Linked DNA regions of Mus musculus: region 2 is linked to region 1. The links are chromatin contacts, found by Hi-C in ENCODE. All regions are on one chromosome and are shown on one strand. Each heading gives the region's core, a stretch centred on a gene start or an enhancer-like site at or near the end of the contact. The rest is flanking DNA. Distances are from core to core; before and after follow the strand shown. Region 1 holds the start of Olfr1261 (olfactory receptor 1261). Region 2 has its middle 32 kb from the start of Gm34542.

What was found. A loop is a pair of places that touch in the nucleus more often than their neighbours do.
Region 2: a map of regulatory T cell shows a loop between it and region 1 (158-fold over the local background). The contact joins the enhancer-like site here to the promoter of Olfr1261 in region 1. A Hi-C loop is called at or near these places in 2 of 37 maps with a recorded cell type or tissue (T-helper 17 cell and regulatory T cell).

What each region holds. Positions count from the first base shown.
Region 1 is chr2:89,992,066-89,994,765 of GRCm38, forward strand. Olfr1261 (olfactory receptor 1261) reads left to right here and starts at 1,330. Exons shown (of 1, transcript NM_146474.1): 1 at 1,330-2,250. The coding sequence starts at 1,330. The coding sequence ends at 2,250.
Region 2 is chr2:170,286,366-170,289,065 of GRCm38, forward strand. No RefSeq gene overlaps it. Among named protein-coding and RNA genes, the nearest start is that of Gm34542, 32 kb to the right of the region's middle. Within about 2 kb of position 1,291, at least 1 of the 3 ENCODE cell types and tissues checked has a DNase peak (open chromatin) inside an H3K27ac peak, as active enhancers do.

The sequences.
Region 1 (2,700 bases), core at 80-2,579:
TCTGAAGTCTTTTGGTAACAATTTGAAAGCTTTCACCCTTTCCCAATTACATGCTGCTACTTTGAAGTTAGAACCTCAAGTAATAAATACACTGAGAATGATTAACCACATAGACCTCTATAGAAGACCCATGAATAGGAGGAAAATCCTCAGGTAATAAGCCACTCTAAAATCCAAATAGATTTCTCTTCATTTTTATTGTAACAGAGGGGTCTTGATGCTCAGCTCTCTATCCAGAATTTGGATATTACAGGAGAAAAATTATGTGGCTTTATGTTTTTGGAAGATGTTGTGGAAAGAGGCACAAATGGGAAGAAAAAGAATAAATTTTCTCCTTTGTGAGACCACTGACATACTAGTGAAAGTCACAGTTAGAGTTAAGAGAAAATATTTCTTATAGCATTAATCAACATTTCTACCATTTGTCTACTTTGAATGTATACCAAAAACAGAAATTATATTCTTAGGTGTCCTCACATCATGTAGCTTCATTTATAAACAATACAAAACAGCAGAATTTTCCCCGACCTTTAACATGATCCTAATTGAAGAAATAGTTTAACATTTAGAAAAAAAACTATAAAGTACTGTGATGACTAGAGGCACTTTGTACCCTTAACATGTATGCATCCAACAATACGAAGAAATCATGAAAGGATCATGAAAGAAGGAACCACGAGAAGCCTGGCACAGAGCTGCTGTTCTAGAATTAATCATACTCAATGAGATATAAGCACAAATGTTCTTTTATTTTCCATAATAACTCTGTAATTCTGTCTCTGTCCCTGGGTTCATGTGCATCCTATGATACAGAGGAATGATACATACATAACACAGACCTTTACATTGAGTGAGGCTTCAAGCTTTAGTTCTTTAGTGTCTCACTTACTTTCATGCACACTGAGTTCATAGACCTTTAACAGTCACAATCATGCACAAATGTAATTTCAAACAAATTGAGATTCATGATATTTGTCCTATAAGAACTAAACCCAGCACTGAAAGAAAGTCCTATTTGAGATTATCCCCTGGATTTAATTTTAAAAAATAATTGGCAGTAAATCATCAGCCAATAAGCATAAAAGACTTTGGTTGGTTGAACTATTACAATAAAGTATTAGTAGTAAGCCAATCTACTTCTCATCTTCAAAATTACCTGCACAGTGATCTTAATTGAAGAAGTAAGAATGTAGGGTTTTTTCATTGTTTCAGACATTCCAACAATGAGATCACAAAATACTTTAGCTTAGAGTTTAAAATATCACATGGATATTCTCTTGTTTTACAGATGATCATATCCACAGAACCTGAACTAACCCAAGGAAAAGGATGAGCAATGTCACAGAATTTATCCTCCTGGGCCTGACCCAAGACCCAGATCTGCAGAAATTCTTATTCATTGTGTGCTTAATAATCTATTTGATCACACTGGCTGGTAACATGCTCATCTCAGTCACCATCTTCATCAGCCCAGCCCTGGCCACTCCCATGTACTTCTTTCTTTCCTACTTGTCCGTCATAGATGGTTTCTACTCTTCTTCCATAGCACCCAAAATGATCTATGACCTAATCTCTGAGAAGAGCACCATATCCTTCAATGGCTGCATGACTCAGCTTTTTGTGGAGCATTTTTTTGCTGCAGCTGAAATCATCTTGCTGATGTCCATGGCCTATGATCGCTATGTAGCCATCTGCAAGCCCTTGCACTACATGACCATCATGAACCGACCTCTGTGTGTATTCCTGGTGGGGGCTGCTGTAATCTTAGGATTCATCCATGGAGGGATACAGATTTTGTTTATGGCCCAGTTACCATTCTGTGGCCCAAATATCATTGATCACTTTATGTGTGATTTAATACCACTCCTGGAGTTGGCCTGCACTGACACTCACACTCTGGGACCCCTGATCGCTGCCAACAGCGGGTCACTGTGTTTACTCATTTTCTCTATGCTGGTTGCTTCCTATGTGGTCATCCTTCGCTCCCTGAGAAATCACAGTGCAGAAGGGCGTCGCAAAGCCCTGTCTACCTGTGCCTCTCATGTCACCGTTGTTGTCTTATTCTTTGTTCCTTGTTCATACCTGTACCTAAGGCCCATGACCTCCTTCCCCACTGACAAAGCTGTAACTGTGTTTTGCACCCTAGTGACACCTATGCTGAACCCTCTGATCTATACCCTCAGAAATGAGGAAGTCAAAAGGGTTATGAAGAAGCTCTGGGGTCGAATGAGGAAAGCTGGTGACATGTAATCCTGGTGATTTTTATTCTTAGAAACAGTCTTTAGCGCTGTTCAATGGACAGTTGTTCTCCTTAAATGGTGGTGGTGGTGATAATAATAAATTATATATTATCTGTACTATTTTTCCACTGAATAATAATTATATATTTAAATGGAATACATTGTGACAATCCATGCAGATGTGATCAAATCATCGTGAAAAATGTTTCTATCCTTTTGAGATTTGACCTTCTGATATGTATTATAATGATACGTACTGCCCCCAAGACCTGGTTGGGCCCAGGAATGAGTGAATCTGCATGTACAATGCTCCTTAATTTAAAACTATTGGTTAAATTAAAATGCCAACAGCCAATAGCTAACCAGAAGAGACCTAGGCAGGGTTTGGAGTTCCTGGGCATGGGGTCTGAGTGACCACTCAAGGAGATTCAGGAGACTGAAGAAGTGGTGAGAGGAGAAG
Region 2 (2,700 bases), core at 41-2,540, about 80 Mb after region 1:
CGAGGCAGGGCCCCCTATGCCTGGCTTGTCCATGTGGTTTCCAATCCGCATAGCAGAAGAGAGACCAGAGACTCAGGAAGTAGCCTGGCCTTGTTTACGGCTTTCATACATTTTATGACAGGGTAGGTCTGTGCCAAAAAACTGATCACCCACCTGTGTGTAGATGAGATCAGCAAAGGCAAGCAAGGTGAAGCACGCCATGGTCGTGCTGGCAAGAATTAACATAAGGACACAAGGAAAGCAGCCTCCTCCGGCCACGAATTGCGTATCTCTCCTCTCTCGCTTCTGTCCACTGAGGGCATTTTTTTTTTTAACTGGGTGGCAGGAACGGTTTCATTAAGTATGTTCCCCGACTTATCAGGTGCCTCTGGTTCTAAAATGTTCATTCCCAGGGCCCTCGGAGAAACCCAGAGATGAAATCTTCCAAGCTAATGATAACACTTCCAGTAGTTTCCACTCCAGGCAGGGCCTAATTATATGTGATTTTTACAGTAGTATCCGCAGATGAGACAGATAAGCCGACTCCATTCTGTCTGGAGTATGTCTTGCGCGGACAACCTTAATTGAATCACTGTTAACCCCTCCCCTTGGCTGCTAACTGGCACTCTGGAAGTGCCCATCGAGGTTCAGCTATTGTCGGAGCAAAGGCTGTTACTGCTCTCTTGTTTGTATTTTAGCCCGGAGACTGCAGGAGGGAAAGGCAGTTTGGCAAGTGTGTAATGATAAAGGAATCATTTGGTTTAAACACTCTCACCTAACAGCTTCTTATTATTGTTCCTAACTTCCAGAGCAATGCTGCTTTGGGCGTGGGTGAGCACACTATTGGGGGAAAGCTTTGATATTACAGATAAAGAAGAAAAAGGAAAAATAAAAATAAAAGCAACAGGGTTCCGCCTTTGAGTTAGGAACGGCCTTTAAAAGGCATCCAAAGAAAGTTGGCTCAGTCTGAACTGGGAGAAGAAAAGGAGCCAGGGAAAGTTTGATTTGACTTCCTCTGCGCTTTGTTTATAGCGAGCGTTGGAGCAGAAAGGCTCGAGAGGGAGAGCCCTGATCCACTTGCTGAATGCAGAGATAGATGCGCGCGAGTGGGTGTCGAATTCACCGTGTGCAGGGGACGAGAAAAGTCCCGATCCACCGGGACCCAGAGTACGTTTCTCAATTCGGTTACGATCTGAAAAGAGAGCCAAGGTCTCGTTGGCGAGTGTCGCCAAGTACTCCCCCGCCCCTTCCCTGTGGCCACAGAAAGGTCTGGTGGGGGTGGACAGGGCAGTGTGGCCAGCCTGTTGCCATGGAGGCGGCTTAATCTGAAGACAGTCGAATTCAAAGCTCACAGTAGAAAGGATGGGATAGCATTGAAATGGTGACCGTTTACTTAGAAGAATGCCCAAGCTGTAGCGCACAGAGATAAGCTGCGGCTGACATCTCTCCAGCCGGCCGAAGCAGCCAAACCGGTTGGGCAACTTTCTTTCTTTTCTTTTTCCTTTTTCTGTTGGATCAGGCCAGTACTGAATAGCAACTAGCAACCTGGGACTGTAGGGAAAAAAGAGAACCCCCCCCCCCCCCCCCCCCCCCCCCCCCGCTTCCCAAGTTCTCCTTGTGTTTGAGAGGAAAAAAGGGAGACCTAGAGATTTAAATAACTTTTCATCTTGAATTTGTTGTTTTCTTGTTTCTAACAAAACTATTTAGTTGATGTCTGCCATGTTGTCTTGTTCAGGAGAGGATTGCCGCTGGTGGGTTAAACCGCAAACTAAGGAAGGGAAACATACAGTGTATCAGAGAATGTATTAGCTTCTGCAGACTTCTTGGAGACTCTCCTCTCGCTGGCCCCTGGGACACCAGAAGGGACTGGGCAAGGTGGAGTTAGAAACGGGGGGGGGGGGGGGGGGGACCAGAGTGAGGATGGAGTGATAAAGGGGACCAGGGGGAGGAGCTTGCTTCGATTGCTTCCTTGGGTGTCTCTATTTCACTAAAGCACTCCTGTGTTAGTGTAAGAATTGCCATGACGCTTCAGAGCCCCGGAAAGAGATTACTGCAAAACTAAGCCCCGGGACATTTTAAGGGGACTGCTACAGCACACAGGCACCTCAGACTTCCTGGGTTAGCATCTGAAGCGCTTCTACCTTGGAGCGCCGGACTCCAACACTTCTCTCCTAGCTCCTGCTTCCGGCCAGGCTGTGTGCTCTCGGTGTTTTGTGGAAGAAACCTGGATCAGGATTTGAGCGACACAAAGCTCGGTGTTCAGTGAACTCTCCCGGTTGTGGCTGAAACACTGCAAAAACAGTTCCTTTGGGGTGGAACTGATCTTGGCGCCAGACAACCATCTTTCCAGTGCTAAGAGGCCTAGTGTCGATGTTTCCAGAAGACTCAGAAATTGCAGGGTTTCGGACTCTCTGAGTTCTTGTTTTACAGGGAGACGAACATTTAAAAAACACAAAGTCATACTTGGCTATTCCTCATAAAGGCTCTCTTGCCCTTCATAGGATGCGTACAGGACTCCTAAGTGTGTGCTTCCGTTTGTGTTTTAAATGGCCTATCTTCTAAGGGGTCAGCCATAGCCTTTGCTTCTCACTGATCTGGAAACAAAAGATTCCAAGGGGAAGTTCGCTTTGTTCCCGGATGCTGTATGCAGATGAGCCTGTTGCTAATAAATTAAGTCAAGGGTTTGAGTCTTTTCCAAACCTTATCTTCTTGCGCTTGTGC